Regions from separate parts of the Homo sapiens genome. Here region 1 is linked to region 2. A link is a contact called in ENCODE Hi-C or POLR2A ChIA-PET data. All regions are on one chromosome and are shown on one strand. The core of a region is the stretch at or near the end of the contact, and the rest is flanking DNA. Distances in the headings are between cores, read along the strand shown. Region 1 overlaps NUBP1 (NUBP iron-sulfur cluster assembly factor 1, cytosolic). Region 2 overlaps EMP2 (epithelial membrane protein 2).

Region 1 (4,908 bases), core at 687-3,186, 210 kb after region 2:
CCTTGCCCATGGCCTAGCAGAGGATGAAAACACACAGGTGAGACCTCAGGAACCACTGGGAGATGCTCATTTTGTCTGAGGGTCGTGATGGCTACTAAATAACTGATTCCTAGGCCAGGCGCAGTGGTTCATGCCTGTAATCCCAGCACTTTGGGAGGCCAAGGCGGGCAGATCACTTGAGGCCAGGAGTTTGAGATCAGCCTGGCCAACATGGCAAAACCTTGTCTCTACTAAAAATACAAAATATTAGCTGGGCGTGGTAGCGCAGGCTTGTAATCCCAGCTTTTCGCGAGGATGAGCCATGAGAATCGCTTGAGCCCAGGAGGCAGAGGTTGCAGTGAGTCAAGATTGTACCAGTGTACTCCAGCCTGGGTGGCAGAATGAGACTGTCCAAGAAGAAAAAAAAATGATTCCTTATACTAAGTTGAATTGGCCTCTTTGGAATCTCAATCCGGCAGAGAGCAAAGAAATGCCCAGTAGTCAAATGAAGCATTTCACTGGATTCCCTAGCCAAGAAAATGGCTAGCAGATGTACATCTGTCCTTGCATGTGGATAGTTTATTACATTACGTTCACGCTTCTTTTTCCTCTTTATTAACCCCTTTTAGCTTTTCTCTAAGCCAGGGACCTGCAAACTATAGCCAGTGGGCCAAATCCAGCCCATCTCCTGCCTTATGGCCTTTGAACTAAGAATGTTCACATTTTTGAAATGTTTTTTGTTTGTTTGAGACAGGATCTCACTCTGTCACCCAGGCTGAAGTGCATTGCTATGATCAGGACTCATTGCAACCTCTACTTCCTGGGCTCATCAAGCTATCCTCCCACCTCAGCCTCTCAAGTACCTGGGACTACAGGTGCTTGCCACCATGCCCGGCTAATTTTTGGGTTTTTTGTAGAGATGAGGTTTTGCCATGTTGCCCAGGCTAGTCTTGAACTTCTGAACTCAAGGCGTCCCCCTGCCTCGGCCTCCCAAAGTGCTGAGATTATAGGCATGAGCCACCGTGCCTGGCCTAAAATTGCAATTTTTAAATTAGTACCTAAGTACCTACATATGATCCTTGATTTTGCCCACAAAGCCTAATAATATATTTGCTGTTGGCCCTTGTGGAAAATTTTTGCTGGCCCTTACACGAGTTTATTCATTTCCACCCATGCATACAGACGAGCATGAAAACTCAGATTACCCACTGCTGCCCTCTGGATCTCAACTTTAATAAAAGGGGTTGGTGGGTCGCTAAGAGCACACACTCTGGAGTCAGACAGCCCAAACTCAGGTCCCAGCTCCATCTACACCACTGCTGTGACCTTGGGCAAGTTACCAGGCTTACTCTGCCTCCGTTTTCTCATCTATAAAATGGGACTCCAAGGACTGAGTGAGATGGCACAGTAAAGCACTTAGCACGGGGCCCGACGAATAGTCAATGCTCAGTAAAGGTCTGTGATGGCCACCATTTTTATTACTTTATTTCACTCTCTGGATATGAAGGGATGATGATTACATCTGCCTTAGAGATGAGTTTGTAGCCTACCCAAGGTATAGTACTGGGCAGATTCAAAATACACTTGTTGGGCAGGGCATGGTGGCTTACACTGTAATCACAGCACTTTGGGAGGCTGAGGCAGGCGGATCACTTGAGGTCAGGAGTTTGAGACCAGCCTGGCCAACATGGTGAAACCCTGTCTCCACTAAAAAATACAAAAATTAGCTGGGCATGGTGGTACGTGCCTGTAGTCTTAGCTACTCGGGAGGCCGAGGCATGAGAATCGTTTGAACCCAGGAGGCGGAGGTCGCGGTGGGCCAAGATTGCCCTACTGCACTCCAGCCTGGGTGACAGACAAGACTCCATTTAAAAAAAAAAAAGGATATAGATAGATACACAGACACATACACACACACACACACACACACACACACACACACACACACACACGTTGATTCGTCATTCTGTGAGTCAGCGATCTCTTGCCATTTGAGGGTCAAATCTGTACTGGCCTAGTGGGCTGGCCAAGAAATCTGCTTTCTCAGATTGTCTGTATCGTTTAGAAGAATCTTTGCTTTTCGAAGCTGTCAGGAATATTCCTAAACAGCTCACTGGAGATGGGCTTTCATCTCACCACTTGCAAGTAACCACTTGTGAGTAGACAACTGTTTACATCCTTCACTTTCATGTAATTACGTTCTGAAGTCTTTGCTGCATGCCTGTCTAGACTTTGCAGTATACAGAAGGAAAGCACACCATTCAGTGTGGAAATATGGCTAGATCAGCTGTATTTTTTTATGCAGTGGTGGTTTAAAAAAAAAAGAAGTCAGCATTTAGGAAAGTGTGTTTTCCCCAGGCAGACCTACTCATGACAGTGACATCACTATCTGCAAAGTGTCAACACATGGAAAATGCTGAATATGTCTTGATTAAAGTCAAGCAGCACAGATTTCTCCCTGCCCTAAATCCAGCAGGGTGGTGGGACATGCCCTGACCTTTTTCTGCCTGCCATCTGGTGGAAGCTTGGCTCTAACTCTGTGCAAGACCATTCCATGTTAGCGCTTGAGGCAGGCAGGCGCCTGTCATCTCATTGGCACAAAGGGCCTTGGATCAAGAGAGAGCAGAATTAGAAAACACCCCTGACGAGTCACAGGCTGCCCAGGGAGTGTGTAAGTTGTGGTGAAGGCAGAAGGAGCCTCTGTAGCATAAGCCTGAGCCATGAGACAGCCAAGAGTCATACACTGTCTTCCACTGCAAAAGTCACCGACTCCCAGCCTGGGCTTCAAAGTGAGACCCCTGTCTCTACAAAACATAAAACATAAAAAAAGTTAGCCAGGTGTGGTGGTAAGCACCTGTAGTCCCAGCTACTCAGGAGACTGAGGTAGGAGGATCACTTGAGCCTGGGAAGTCAAGGCTGCAGTGAGCCGTGATTATGCCACTGCACTCCAGCCTGGGCAACAGAGTGAGACTCTACCTCAAAAACAATGAATAAATAACAAGTCACCAACTTCCATAAATTAAACTTTTTTTGTTTGTTTTTTTGAGACGGAGTCTCATTCTTTTGCCCAGGCTGGAGTGCAGTGGTGTGATCTCAGCTCACTGCAACCTCCACCTCCCGGGCTCAAGCAGTTCTGCCTCAGCCTCTGGAGTACCTGGGATTACAGGCGTGTGCCACCACACCCAGCTAATTTTTGTATTTTTAGTAGAGACAGGGTTTCACTATGTTTGCCAGGCTAGTCTCGAACTCCTGACCTCAGGTGATCCGCCTGCCTCAACCTCCCAAAGTTCTGAAATTATAGGCGTAAGCCACCACACCCAGCCACCATAAATTAAACATTTATGATCTTTGTGATCTGAAAGGCAAACTGTCATAACAAGGTCAGCACTAGGTGTTTCAGGACTGAGTGTGCGAGGCCCTCCTCTGGGTCCTGGGACTGCAGAGCTGAGAGGGGCCTTGATGACCCCGGAGCAGTTGTCTCACAGATCAGAAGCCCAGACAGCCAAGGCTTCGAAAGCAGAAGCAACTTGTGCAAGGACTAAAAGTTAGGACTAAATCCCTCTTCCCCTACCCTCCTCATCAGGGGCAGTTTGGGGTGCTGAGTAAAGGAGACGCTTTGGGTCCCGACAGCCTTGCAGCATCTCCACCTTCTGCAGCAAACGCGGCCTCTTCCCATCAGCTGCAAACACAGGCCCAGAGGTCCTGCTGGGAGGAACGCAGGCGCATTGCTCTCAGCTTTGCTTTTCTGGCCTAACCTAAGCAAAATTAAATGGACAGATTTTGGGGTAGTAATAAGATCAACAGGAAGTCTGAACAGACAGGACCCAGGGCCGTCCTGGCCATCTGGGTAGCAGGAGCTTGTCAACAGCCTCTCGGGCCTGCCACGGGAGTGAGAGAGTGCGCTGGATCTGCTTCTCATATCCTTACATCATTTCGCTCAAGATTCACTCCCCAAGGGAGTGAAATTCCTCTAAAGGGAATTGATTAAATTGTTCCCTAAAGGAAGGGCATGGAGACAGAGTCACTAGAAACCTGAGAGTATCGAGGAAAGTCTCTATCACAGTCATAGTGATAGTGTCATTTCCCCGTGGATCATTGACACATCAGTCCCAAGTATCAAGGTCCGGAGAGAGCAAGTCAGGTTTTCCGATGATGTCGCTCTGCTGTTCTCCCCGGATGGCTCCATAGAGGGCACCTGAGGCCAGTGCTGGTCTGTGGATGGCGTTTTCCCGTGCACAAGTTTGAGACAGCGCTGGGTGCTGAGGAAGTAGGAGGCTGGGTTTGTTGAGAGGATTGAAGAGGGTGGCAAGAAACTAATTCAGGGCAAGTTAAAAAGTGACGCGGAGGTGCAGCACTTTGGATCCGAGTCATTGCAGCTTTCAAGATGAATACTAGCCCTGTTCTCAGAAGGTTCCTGAAGGCCGTCTCAGACCTCCTGTATCAGAGGGGAAGGCTTGGGGTGGAATGGGGTCGCCTGAAGCTGCACCTGAGTCACAACTAAAGAGCTTTTCCAGGTTTCCATCTTACTTTAAGTTTCTGTTCTGTAAGTTTAGCCTAAACCATCATTCACCTTCAGGATCAAAGGAAAACAGGGCTTGGTCAGGGTTCAGCTAGAGGCTCCACTCTGGTCCTCCACAGCAGGCCCGTGGTGTACTGGAAAGAGCCCCAGTTGGGGCCGAAAGACCTCAGTTTATGTCCCAGCTCTGTTCCCTGCTTATTGAACTGGTCCCCTCTGAACCTCAGTTTCCTCCTCTGTAAACCAGAGATAATGATACTTACCTTCTAGGCACATGGCCGCCTCAGCCTCCCAAAGTGTTGGGATTACAGGCGTGAGCCACTGCACCCAGCCCCCAATATTTTTTAATACATTCATATTCTGCTTAAATAGTCTAGATTTGGCTTGTATCTGAGACTCCTGAACAAGATAGG
Region 2 (4,816 bases), core at 1,361-3,860:
ATGTCTGGCTAATTTTTAAAAAATTTTTGTAGGGATGGAGTCTCGCTATGTTGCTCACGGTGGTCTTGAACTCTAAAATGGGGATACTAATAGCTCCTTCCTCATCGGGCTAGGAAGGTAGAGTAAACTCATCTACATAAGGGGGTTTGGAGGGTGCAGGCAAGGTGGGAGTCCTGTGTAAGAGCTGAATGCTGAATGTTACCACCAGGATGAGGCCAAAAGATAACGTGAGGGGACAGCGTCCACGCTGCACAGAAAATCTAAGGACACACCTTCCTTTTCTTTTTCTTTCTGTCTTTTTTTTCCTTCAATTTTGCAGTTTTGCCTGAAAACTCACTGGAGTGAACATAATTGGTAAGTACTTAATGAAACGTCTAGAGCTGTGGATTTAATCCATTCTGGCTACAGATTACGGTTGCTTGGAGAGCATCTAGCCTTTCCCCCAATTCCTTATGGGGAGCGAAAGGAGTCAGACCGGCTCCCCCACTATGACACACACCACATGACCCCATTCCCATGAGGCCCAGGAACAGGTGGAAGTGAGTTATAGTGACAGAAGTCAGAAGTGGTTGCCCTCGGGGCAGAAAGCGGTAGCAACTGTGTGGAAGGGGGCCCGAGGAACTTTCTGGAGAGTTGGCAATGTTCTCTGTCTTCTTTTGGATGGTGGTTACGTGGGTGTTTATACAATTGTCAAAACCCACCAAACTGAGCCCTTAAGAAGCCTGCGTTTCCTTGTTTGTAAATTATAACTCCATTAAAAAAAGAAAAAGAAAAAGAAAACCCAGCAGGCTCTACTGAGATGAAATAAATCAGAACGTCGGGCATTGAGAGCGGGCACGAGGGCTTCGTAAAGCCACCGAGGGAATTCCAATATGGAGCCCAAGTGGTGACCCTCTGGCTTACAGCAGTACTTCCCAAATCTGCCCAATCCCAGGGATCACCTGGGATTGCTTATTAAAAATACAGATTCTTAGGCCTCTCCCCCTGGAGATTCTGCTACCATTGTCCTGGAGTGGGCACCAGGAATCTGTATTTTCAGCAACAAGTGACCCATGATGGGGCAAATGGGGAAAACATGGCTTTGGGGGAAAGGATGAATAGATGTTCCTAGAACAGGGTTTCTCAAAGCTGGGAGGGGGTGCAGGATGTGCCTGCCAGGCAGCCCCTGAGATGGGTGTATGTGGAACCCAGTGAGGACGGGAAACTACACAAATTCACGGAATGAGAGGGATGCTCACTTTGCTCAGTTTAAATTCCTCTAAGGGCTGGGCATGGTGACTCACGCCTGTAATCCCAGCACTATGGGAGGCAGAGGCAGGTGGATCACCTGAGGTCAGGAGTTTGAGACCAGCCTGGCCAATATGGCAAAACCCTGTCTCTACTAAAAATACAAAAATTAGCTGGGTGTGGTGGCACACACCTGTAATCCCAGCTACTTGGGAGTTTGAGGCAGGAGGATGGCTTGAACCCAGAAGGCGGGGACTGCAGCGAGCAGAGATTGCGCCACTGCACTCCAGCCTGGGTGACAGAGCGAGACTCTGTCTCAAAAATAAATAAATAAATAAACAAATAAATAAATAGATTTCTCTAAGGACCTCAAGGAGGAGTTCTCCACCAGCTGCTTTTGTGCTTTAAAAACACCCACTAATATCTGGGTGTTTGGGGTTGTTTGTTTTTTAACATGAAAAGGACCAGAAACAGGCTTAGAGGCTTCAGGAGGGAAGTGTGTCTGCCCAGACTTTGATAACATCATTGGGCTTTCCATCTAGTATTTTCAGAAAGCTTCCCTTCTTTTATGGCAAGTGATACTAGTTTATACGAGTGATAACACTCATGGGAGGGATGTGACATTCTCTTTAACATAGACTTATGGTTTGGGAGGCCACAGTGGGTGAAGTGGGAGAATCGCTTGAGCTCAGGAGTTCAAGACCAGCATGGGCAACATGGTAAAACCCTGTCTCTACAGAAAATACAAAAATTAGCCAGGTGTGGTGGCACACACCCATAATCCCAGCTACTGGGGAGGCTGAGGTGGGAGGATCACTCGAACCTGGGGGGCAGAGGTTACAGTGAGCTGTGATTGCACCACTGCACTCCAGCCAGAGTGACAAAGCGAGACCCTGATTCAAACGGAAAAAAAAAAAAGAAAATAGATTTATGGGTGAGTGCAGAGGCTCATGCCTAAAAACCCCAGCACTTTGGGAGGCCAAGGTGGGAGGATCACTTGAAGCCAGGCGTGAAAAACCAGCCTGGGCAACACAGCAAGACCCTGTCTCCACTAAATACAGTAGATTTATGTACAGAAAAGTGGGCTATTTTAAAAGTAAACTTTTTAAAGTAAAAAAAGTTGGCAAACTTTTTCAGTAGAGGGACAGACAGTGAATATTTTAGGTTTTGTGAACCATATGGTCTCTTGTTGAATGTTCTTTTTGTTTTGTTTTTAGGGGTGTGTGTGTGTGTGTAAACAACTTTTAAAAATGTAAAAACTGTTCTTAGCTCCCCGGCCAAACAAAAACAGGCCTTGGACTGAATTTGGCCAGCGGTTCGCCAACCCCTGTTTTAAAGAAAAATAAGTGAATAATCCCATGTGGAGGATTCAGAAAAACAGCCACAGAGCACAGCAAGCCCTCCCAGCTGGCCTTGCACACTGGCGACAGCTGGGGCTTGCAGAGCTCAGGGAAGGAGGGCTGTTCCCAGGGCCAGAGGTTAGCATGACAGAATAACAGACGAGATGGAAGGGAGCACCGATGGTGTTCCGTGGTTAAGGGTACTGGCTTTAGAGCTGGTCACACCTAGACTGGAATCCTGCCGCCATCATTCGCTCCTGGCTATGCGGCCTTGGGTAACTTAACTGCTCTCTGCCTCAGTTTCCCCATCTTAAAATGGGGCCTATGGTCCCTGCCTGATGGGGCTATGAGATCACCTATGTAAAGGACTTAGACCCATGCCTCACAGTAAACTTTAAGTAAATGGTGCCTTCTACTGGTATTTTTGCTGCTTTTATGATGAATATGGATATTGTTACTGAGTGTGGTGAGAATCTGGGACCCAGGGAGTAGGCTCCTTTGCTCCCTAATAGGATTGTCAGATTTGGCAAACAAACCAAAACAAACACAAAGACAGGATGCCCAGTACATGAATATCCGATGGACAACAAATAAATTTTAGGAGAGGCATGGTGGCTCCTCCTCCTCCTTTAGGCTGAGGTGGGCAGATCTCTGGAGCCCAGGAGTTCGAGACCAGCCTGGGCAACATGGTGAAACTCCATCTCTACAAAAATTACGAAAATTAGCTGGGCATGGTGGTGAGTGCCTGTAGTCCCAGCTACTTGAGAGGCTGAGATGGGAGGATCACTTGAGCCCGGGAGGTCAAGGCTGCAGTGAGTCGTGACTGCACCACTGCACTCCAGCCTGGGTGACAGAGTGAGACCCTGTCTCAAAAACAAACAAACAAACAAACAAAAACCAAAAAACTAAACCCTCCCCCCCCACCAACAAAACCAAATATTTTTTAGCATAAGTATGTCCCATGTTATATTAATATTTGGGCCATAGTCATACTAAAAAACAGTACTTATTGTTTATCTGAAATCTCTAATTTAACCGGGTATACTGTATTTTATCAGGCAACTGGGATCCCAAAGTATCTATTTCATCAGTTCTATGAGGAAAAACAGAACCATTCACTTCATAATGAAAAACAGTGGTTAGCATGTTTTTGAATGGGATTTTCTGTATTTTAAAGCCTTTTCATGTATTTTAGCTCATTGAAGAGGTGGGCACAGCAAAGGCATCATTATTACTTCTGTTCTACAGCTGAGGATGTTGAAATTGACATGCCCAATGCAAGGCTACACAGCTTGTCTAGGAACGGAAGCCAGATCTTGGATTTTTGTTTGTTTTTGAGACAGGGTCTCACTCTGTCACCCAGGGTGGAGCGCAGTGGCGTGATCTCGGCTCACCGCAACCTCCGCCTCCTGGATTCAAGCAATTCTCTTGCTTCAGCCTCCTCAGTGGCTGGGATTACAGGCGTGCACCACCACGCCCAGCTAATTTTTGTATTTTTAGTAGAGATGGGGTTTCGCCATATTGACCAGGCTGGTCTCAAACTCCTGACCTCAAGTGATCCATCCGCCTCTGCTTCCCAAAGTGCTGGGATTACAGGCATGAGCCACTGAGCCCCGCCAGATCTCGGATTTCTTACTGCTGGACAGGGAAAAGTGACTGGAGAGTAAATTATGGTCTCTGAGCCCATTTAGAGGCAAGGCTTGGATAAAAAAAGAAGGGAAGAGAAAATTCTAGATGAGAGCTGAAGCTGGAGAAAGGATGAGAACGGGAAACTCGGCTGTGCCAAGAGGCAGAGAAGAGAAGGCATGAGGTCCAACTTAGCTGGAGTTGGTCTCCCTCCAGCCTCCGGCTTCTCCACACCCCTGGCATCTCCAGCTTGTGCTGTCCTCCGCTCCAGCACACACTGAGCAAACGCGGCCAGGCCCACCGGAGTATGCAGTGAGTGGAGGAGAGGGTACGGAGTCGGGGAACCCGAAGCCTCACTCCTGACCGTTCCTTCCTCCCTCAGTGCTTCTCAGTCAGCTTCCTTCATTCACACTTACCTTGAAAGCTGTCATTGATGACTGTGCAATTCGTGTTGTTGGTACATATTCTCCAGACATCTGCAAAAAACTCATCTCCTACCCACCAGGCCTGTAACACAAAATGGAAATAGAGAGAAAGGCCGTCCGTTCATGATGCAAACACTGACTGCTAATTAGGCACGAGGCATGGTGGGCTTCCAGGATTCTCAAACTGCAACACATGTG

The links. Hi-C counts contacts between places; a loop is a spot of excess contacts on that map. ChIA-PET counts read pairs that join two places held with the same protein, here RNA polymerase II (POLR2A). Pooled maps may share reads with other maps.
Region 1: POLR2A ChIA-PET joins it to region 2 with 10 read pairs in WTC11. The contact joins two enhancer-like sites. A Hi-C loop is called at or near these places in 2 of 168 maps with a recorded cell type or tissue (Right ventricle myocardium inferior and ascending aorta), 2 of 37 single-sample maps with no recorded cell type and 10 of 50 pooled maps. POLR2A ChIA-PET finds 5 or more read pairs at or near these places in 6 of 52 experiments (AG04450, B cell, HepG2 and 3 more).

Annotation. Positions count from the first base shown.
Region 1 is chr16:10,747,240-10,752,147 of GRCh38, forward strand. It overlaps NUBP1 (NUBP iron-sulfur cluster assembly factor 1, cytosolic), which reads left to right. Exons shown (of 11, transcript NM_002484.4): 3 at 1-37. Among named protein-coding and RNA genes, the nearest start is that of NUBP1, 5.9 kb to the left of the region's middle. Within about 2 kb of position 1,937, at least 4 of the 41 ENCODE cell types and tissues checked have a DNase peak (open chromatin) inside an H3K27ac peak, as active enhancers do.
Region 2 is chr16:10,538,961-10,543,776 of GRCh38, forward strand. EMP2 (epithelial membrane protein 2) reads right to left here. Exons shown (of 5, transcript NM_001424.6): 3 at 4,610-4,700. Among named protein-coding and RNA genes, the nearest start is that of LINC01290, 13 kb to the left of the region's middle. Within about 2 kb of position 2,611, at least 5 of the 41 ENCODE cell types and tissues checked have a DNase peak (open chromatin) inside an H3K27ac peak, as active enhancers do.